2 separate regions of the Homo sapiens genome follow, and region 1 is linked to region 2. Evidence: read pairs that join two places in POLR2A ChIA-PET (ENCODE). Cell type or tissue: K562. All regions are shown on one strand.

Region 1 (4,000 bases), 240 kb after region 2:
TCAAGGAGAGGACTGACAGGGATTATAGAAGAGTGCGAGCGAAGGTACAAGGAATCAAGTTTGGTAGCCGGCAAGGAAGAGAGGTGAGGCAGAAGATGAGGGGAGGAGGTGAGGTGCACAGAGCAAAGGAGCCACCATCCCAGCTCAGGACCAGGGCTGGGCTAGAATCTGGGCCCTGGTCTCGTTCTAGTATTCCCTTGAGCAAGTCCTGGCCCTTTTTCCTGCCCGTTTCCTTTGAGGGCTTCTCTGTCACCACCAGTGAGCGTGTATAGGCTACAGGAGGAGCAGTGAAGAGCAGTGTGCTACAGAGAGCACTGCACCCCAGGAAACAGAATTAGTTGGCCCAGCTCTGCCTATAAGTAGCTGAATGTCTTGAGGCAACTTCAACGTTTCCCTGGACCTTAGATTCCTTGCCTGTAAAACAGCATGGGGCCAGATGATCTCTAAGGGTCCTTCTGGCTCTGAAGGCAATGATCTGGGGCATGGAACCTGTAGTTAGAGAGCTGGGAAATGGGCAGATGTGGGCTCCAGGGCACCCAGAATTGCAGGCTTAGGAGCTAACAGCAACCAGGATTCTGTAGTCTAGCAATCTTGCTTTACAGGTGAGGAAACTGGGCCTAGAAAGGCGAAGTGATTTTTTTGCCTCTCTCAGCTTTATTCCTCTTTTCCTCTGAACTGTAGAGTCTAAAGATTCAGCACAAAGCAGTTTTGTGTAGTGGATACATAAGCTTTTTTGTTGTTATTTTTCTGAATTATTTTGTTGACTTTCAAAGTTTTTTTTACATAAACAGTAAATGCTCGTTATAAAAATTTCCATTAATACAGGAAGTGAAAAAAGTAAAAAACTGCAAATTGCTGTTATCCTCCCACCCTTACCCCCTAGGTCCCCAGAGGTGTCTCTGTTAACAGTTCAGCGTGTATCCATCCTGACTCCTCCAATAAATGCAGAAACTTGTATGTCTCTCCCCGACAACTGGATTATCATATACATTATTCAAGCATAGGCTTTAGACTCAGACATATCTACATCTAATCCCAGCTTATAGCTAATTATTTGAGTGACCTTGGCCAAGTTGTTCATCCAGTTTTAGTCTCAATCTCCCCATGTGTAAAGTGAAAATAATAATAGTATCTACCTGGCCTGGCGTGGCGGCTTATGCCTATAATCCCAGCCCTTTGGAAGACCGAGGCTAGTGGATCCCTTGAGCTCAGGAGTTCAAGACCAACCTGGGCAATTTAGCAAGACCTCATCTCTACTGAAAAACAAAAAACAAAAAAACTCCCCCAAAATTAGCCAAGTGTGCTGGTGTGCACCTGTAGTCCCAGCTACTCGGAAGGCTGAGGTGGGAGAATCGCTTGAGCCAGGAAAGACGAGGCTGCAGTGAGCTGTGATTGCACCACTGCACTGCAACCTGAGCAACAGAGCGATACCTTGTTTCTGTTAAAACAAACAAACAAACAAAATAGTATCTACCTTATAGGATCATGGTGAAGATTTAATGAGATTTTATATGAATAGCACTTAACAGTTCCTGGTACTGATAGTAGTAAGCACTACACACACACACACACACACACACACACACACACACACAGAGCACAGAATGAGTTAGAGGTAAAGTGAAAACTAAACCCCAAGTTTTCTGACCCTCAGTCTCCTCGACTTTCTACCACATCTCTCTGCTTCTCTCCTAGGTGCCTAGGCATGGGTTCAGTGCTCACTACTTGTTGAATGAATGACTGAGGTTGTGTGTAAGGGGGTAGATCTAGGGATCTGAGGTCTGTGGAGTTCCTGGGATGCCTGCTCTGGAAAATGGAGGCTTTCATCCTGTGAGTTGGGAGGGTGTGGGGCAGTGTGGGTTGGCTGGACCAGCTGTTGCTTCAGAGCTCCATGCCTGGAGAGTTGGGCCTCTAGGCAGAGCTGAGGGCCCAGAGTGGCTCTCAGCTTAAAGGATCTTGGCTTAGAAGGAATGTGCAGTGGGCTGCCTCTGCTCGGGAGGGGCTAAAAAAAGCCTCACCCTCCCCTGGGCTTTGTGTGAGGCTTATCAACTGCTCAAGTCAGCTCATCTCTCTGGCTGCTCCGGCATATTTGAGAAGGTCTGTTTCCCTGGTCCTTCTGGGTTTCCACCAATTGGCAAGAAGGGATCAGCCTGTCCTAGAGGTGAAGAGAGAGCTGTGGCATGAAGGGGAGGGGGCTGGTGGCCCCAAACCTGGTGACAATACACAGTTGTCAGCTGTACCCTGCTGGCGTTTCTTCCTTTTATAGTCAGCAGCAGTTGCTCTTGCTTTCACCCAGCCCCTCTGTGGGGGCTCCTGCCCAGGATAAAAGGGAAGGGAGGCAGCCCAGGCTCCTATCTCATCTCCCAGACGCCACGTCTCTCGGTTTCTTCTTAGATCACTCCTCTGCCAAAGATCCCAACAAGACAACATGGCTCCCAAGAAGCCTGAGCCTAAGAAGGAGGCAGCCAAGCCAGCTCCAGCTCCAGCTCCAGCCCCTGCACCAGCCCCTGCCCCAGCTCCTGAGGCTCCCAAGGAACCTGCCTTTGACCCCAAGAGTGTAAAGGTAAGTGAGGCTCAGCCATTGGGATAGAGGTGGGGATGACATTGAGAGTCCTTTTGCTCTGGAGCTTAGCGATCTACTTTATGTGGGCTGGACTGGGATGAGGACTAGGGTGTCCATGCCCCAGATCGCAGTCCCATGGGGCAGTGGAGTGGGTGTTGGGGCTGATGAGGGGGAGATTGAGTCATAAACCTTTTCCGTCAAGAATGAGGTGCTGCTTTGAGGGAGCCCTGTCCTGCTACCCTAGATTTGTGCAGCTAAGTTGGGAATGGGGGGAGGTACAACCAACCATCCATCCACCCTTTTATAAGGCATTATGAGGACCACCATAGCAAAGTAAAACAGACTAGCCTTTTCCTAGGAGGTAGTGGGATATCTTTATGGAGAACAGACAGATCATGGCAGCTGCCAGTGTAACTTGGAGTAAGTGATATAAACAGTCAGGGAATATCCTCCCTGTGCATGGCAGTTTGGGAAAGGCTTCACTCACAAACACTCTTACGGCAGGTGAGGGCAGGGTGGGAAGGAGGTTGTGGTTAAGGTAAGAGGAGCCCGGATTCCTCTCTCTCTTTCCTTACCCAGACGGGCCTTTCCTTCTGTGGCCTTAGCCTGGGTTCCTATCTGTAGCATGCAGAGGACTGGCCCACCCTGGGCTGAGACCCTCTCTCCAACCGGGTCAGGAAGCTGGGCCTGGTTCCTTTGCCCCACCCTGCTCTCCTCACACAAAACATTCCTCTCCCTGGAGCTGGTGTGGGCCCTGCATGCTGACTCAGTCATTTTAGACCTCCCAGCTCTCTGGCCCAGCTGCTGAAGGAATGGAACTGGTGGGAGAGGGGTGGGCTGAAGAGGGAGGGGGCCAGAGACCTCTGAAGAGGAGCAGTTTTAAGCCTTGGCACCAGAGTGGAAAAGGTCAAGTGGCTACTGGTATGAAGAGCTATTAATAACAGGTTGGGAGTGCTGAGCCCCCAGGGATCTCAGCCTTAGGACAGGGCTGGGGGTGGTGAGGGATCAGGTCAAAATAAGAGCACAGGACAAGGTTCTGTGACAAGCAGGCAGGGAAATTAAAACCCAGAGCTCTAATTGTATGACCTCCCTGCCCTCTGAGAATTCCTCTCATACCCACAGCCGGGATAACCCTACAAGTATTATGCCAAAGACCCAGTCCCCGCAAGGGACAGGAACTGCTTAGCCAAGAGATGGAGGCAATTGTCCCTTTTCTGAGCTTGGTTATGGCTCACTCTGGGGAAACTGAGGCTACTGTAGGACCCTGAAAACACCTGCAGGTTTTCTAGGTCATACATCACTCCATTTACAAGCTGAGCCTGGCAGGAAAAGCTGACTATTTCACCCTTCAGGATCCCTCCTCGCCTTTATTTCTGATTTGTTCCCATAAAGCACTGTGCCTTTGGGTGGGTTGCCAGGCCTTGTCCCTGGTGTCTG
Region 2 (4,000 bases):
TCCAGCAAGACAGAGTGCCATGGGAGAGAGAAAAAAACATGGGAAAGATCTCAGAGACCATCTAGTCCAGCCTCCTCGATTTGGATGGGAGGAGACCCAGGACAAGAGAGAAGTGACTTGTCCAAGGTCACACAACAAGTCAGTAGAGAGCCAGAGATGGGAGCTGACAGCCTACTTCCTCACACCTCTTCAAGGCCCTCAGATACCTGGTGTCCATGACTTATTAGTGGCACAGCCAGACCTTGATTAAGGGCTCCAAAATTAAAATTACCTGTCCTTGGAAATGACAAGAAAAGAAAAAAGGAGAAATCAAAGAAATGGAAAGAGCACCCGGCCCTGATGGGAAGGTCTGTGATTTGGCCTCTAACTGCAAGGCTTTGACAGGAGCTTCCTACTTTCCAAGGTGATGTGGCCTTTCAGAAACAATTTAGTTACCATGGCAACCTCATTCCAGGTTTCATCTCCATGGCAATTCACTGGAGTTTTTCACCCTCCGGTAAGTACATGTGTGATGGCCCAGACATGTATCCCAGAAACATTAATATAAAATCACATTTTTAGAAGTGGAGTATCTCATTATCCTAGTCTGCAGCCAGAGGAATAACAAGGCATGTTCTCGGGTGGGCAGGGCCCAGGGCATAGTGGAAGGATGTCTCTGGGGGCAGCTCTGCCTTCTCACTGCAATTGCAAACCTGTCCCAGTCTTTACAGCTAGTGCATCTCAACCTCCCATGGGTACAAATGATTTCTCCTTTTCTGCATCCTCCCTGGTGCCCTGCTCATGACAAAGCCTGAGTGTTGCCTGTGCTGACAAGAAGTGCTGGGACAAGGAGAGAGAAAGCTGGTCCTTCTGACTATGACTTCTGTGGCACCCCAGGGCTCCTGCTTCCCTGTCCACTGTGCCCCAGATTGGGGCACCCTGGAGCAGTTCCCAGCTTTTGTGTTGGACCTTGCTTGTCTGATCTGTGGACTGTGGGCTTCCCCCTCAACGTGACCTAATCTGCCATCCAATTTCCAGGAAATCCTCGTGGTTTCTGCTCCACCCAGGGCACCCCTTCTGTTTTCCAGCAATGCTATGCCTTCTCTTTCTTTTTTTTCTGAGACACAGTTCACTTTGTCACCTAGGCTGGAGTGCACTGGTGTGATCACGGCACGCTGCAGCCTCGACCTCCTGGGCTCAATTGATCCTCCCACCTTAGCCTCCTGAGTAAATGGGACTACCGGCACACAGCACCATGCCCAGCTAATTTTTGTATTTTTTTTTTTTTTGTAGAGGCGGGGTCTCATTATGTTGCCCAGGTTGGTCTTGAACTCCTGGTCTCAAGTGATCCTCTTGCCTTGGCCTCCCAAAGTGCTGGGATTACAGACGTGAGCCACTGTGCCTGGCTGCTATGACTTTTCTTTAATATGTCCTGCTGTTTATAATGATGCAGGGCTGGAGTATTTAGCCCACCATCTTGACCTAACCTTCTCTTTCTTTCTCCACTTTTAATGTCTATAAATAACCATCTACTAATCTACTTATAATATGTCTAACGATGGATCATTTCTCTCCTCCTCATCTTCTTCATCATCGTCACCAGTAGCAGTAGTACTATTTCGTGATTGAGGGATCACCACAGAGTAAGAAGTGCTCACAAAAATGTTCCATCAACATCTCAAATAATGAGACAGAAAAATCAAGGCATGGCTTCATTTAAAAAATGTAATTGAGAGTATGAAATGTACTAGCTATGTACCTTCTCAGACCACTTTTTTTGAGACAGGGTCTTGCTGTGTTGCCCAGGGTGCAGTGCAGTGGCACGATCATGGCCCATTGTGTGACCTCCTCACACCTCTTCAAGGCCCTCAGATACCTGGTCCTTGTGACTTATTTAGTGGCACAGCCTTGACCTGCTGGGCTTAAGCAATCCTCCCATCTCAGCCTCCAGGGTAGTTGGAACTACAGGTGCACCCCACCACACCCGATTAATTTTTTGTATTTTTTGCAGAGACAAGGTCTCACCATGTTGCCCAGAATGGACCCGAACTCCTGAGCTCAAGAGATCCTCCTGCATCAGCCTCCCGAAGTGCTGGGATTATAGGTATGAGCCACCACCCTGACCTCCAAATACCTTTTGAACTCAGGCTTGGATTTGAACTCTGGTTCTATCAACTATTAGCTGTGATTTCAGATCAGTGACTTGAGCAATTTGTGCCTTGTTTCATTAAGTGGAGATGACAATAGCACCTGCCTTGCAAGAATTATTTGATGTGGCCGATGAGAAAAATCAGAATTATGAAAAGTGCTTCACACCATTCCTGGCATGTGAAGAGCCCTCTCTAAATGGCCATTATGCTAATTAGCACCTTAAAGGGAAATCATTTTCATGAAATTTTATTTGAATCTGGCTAGAGAAAATGCTCACCTTCTTCCTTGTGTTTTGCTTATTTGATTAAATGTCTTTGATTTCTGTGATGTGTGAAGTCCCTTGAAAGCAGGGCTGTGTGTCCAACAAAGGTTTGTGGCCTTCCCGCAGTGAATTGTGTGGGAAATACAAACACAGGGAAGACAGTTCTGGTCCTCAGGGGAAGTGTAGTGGGGAAGACGGACATGAGAACCTAACCATAACAGGATGCAGAGCGAGGCATGTGCCATGCACTGTGGCCGTGTTACCTCCTGGTTTGGAGTGTGAGCTCAGACACCAGTCTGCCTGGGTTTGGATCCCAGCTCTGCCACTTATTGGCTGCACAACCTCAAACAAGTCTCTTACCCTTGCTGGGCTTCAGTTTCCTCAAATGTAAAGTAAAAATGGTAACAGGAGAGTTAATACATGAACAGAGGCTAACACATAGAAGGGCTCAATCAACATTAGCTGTCATTACCAAGATATACGAAGATAGTATGGAGGGGATATGTGAGAAGTGATTATAATTCTGTTTCATGGGTGAGGTTGTACTTGAGCTTGGTCTTGGAGGGTAAGTAGTTCTCAAAGGGCGAAGAGAAGGAGAGAGGCATTTTGGGGGAAGCAGAGCAGCAGGAACAGAGGCATGGAGTGTGAACTCTGCAGTGTTCTCTGGGTACAGCATGGGGGCTGGATCACAGGTGCATGGAGAGAAATACTGGGAAATGGGCCGGTGCAGAGGGTTTAGGACAGCCCCTAGGAGGTCTTGAAAACTGGCTCAAGCATTCAGACAGTTCTGTAGACAACAGAGACTGACTACAGGCTACTGGAGAGAAGCAACATGGTGCCACCTGTGTTCTGGGCAAATCACCTTGGTGGCAGTGAAGGAAAGATAAAGAGGGGGGTAGGGGGCCCAGAGACCATTTGGGGGCTATAGCACAGCCCAGGCAAAAATGTCAAGAGCTTAAGCAGGGAGGTGGCCAAGAGGGAGAGCCACTGTGAACACAGAATCCGACAGGCTTGGTGAAGGAGTGGGCAGAGTCAGACAGGGTTTCCTGCTAGGTGGCTGGGAAGATGACAGTGGTGATGCTCTTACAGAATCAGGACCCTGGGAAGAGGACCAGCCTGGGATGGGGGCCTTCTTCAGCTTGGGGCATATGGCATGGCCCAGTGCAGACCCTTGTATGTCCCTCACTGCTGTTCCTTCTCTTCAGCTCCAACAAGCCCCATAGAGCACCCTGCACCAGTCAGGCACTCAGTGAATACCTCTGAGTAAGGAACCACAGGGAAGGAGGCGTCCAGAGACCTCCCTGCTCCAACTTCCTCCATTCCAGACCCAGCCTCTTCCTCTCCCTCCGCACTGTGGACACCCCTGAACATCTCCTCCTGTTTCTGAATCTTTAGGGAAAAAATGTCCCAACTCTGTCTCTCAGCACTGCCTCCTTTCTCTGCCCCAACCCACTGAATGTGTGACTCATTCCCACGCTTACATCCTAAAGCCCTGCCTGGGGTGTCCCTCCATGCGGGGACCGCTGGAGCAGAGACCATCACCATCATAACACCCTCCACCAGCCACCCAGCCCCTGCCATGGGAAGAGCACCATGCCAAGCTCATCA

The links. ChIA-PET counts read pairs that join two places held together with the same protein. Peaks named below come from ENCODE experiments on the same cell type or tissue, not always from the same donor. Only the 100,000 strongest peaks of a DNase experiment are listed, where the experiment ranks them.
Region 1: POLR2A ChIA-PET joins it to region 2 with 7 read pairs; 1 of 35 experiments calls an interaction of 5 or more read pairs at or near these places.

Annotation. Positions count from the first base shown.
Region 1 is chr17:47,206,995-47,210,994 of GRCh38, forward strand. It overlaps MYL4 (myosin light chain 4), which reads left to right and starts at 2,354. Exons shown (of 7, transcript NM_002476.2): 1 at 2,354-2,563. The coding sequence starts at 2,429. In K562, no CTCF peak of the experiment used is centred here; DNase peaks (open chromatin) are centred at 2,067, 2,317, 2,668 and 3,327; H3K4me3 peaks cover 2,222 bases.
Region 2 is chr17:46,964,544-46,968,543 of GRCh38, forward strand. It overlaps a transcript of LRRC37A2 not described here and a transcript of GOSR2 not described here. Among named protein-coding and RNA genes, the nearest start is that of MIR5089, 6.5 kb to the right of the region's middle. RefSeq lists an enhancer at 940-1,234. In K562, no CTCF peak of the experiment used is centred here; no DNase peak of the experiment used is centred here; H3K27me3 peaks cover 1,642 bases.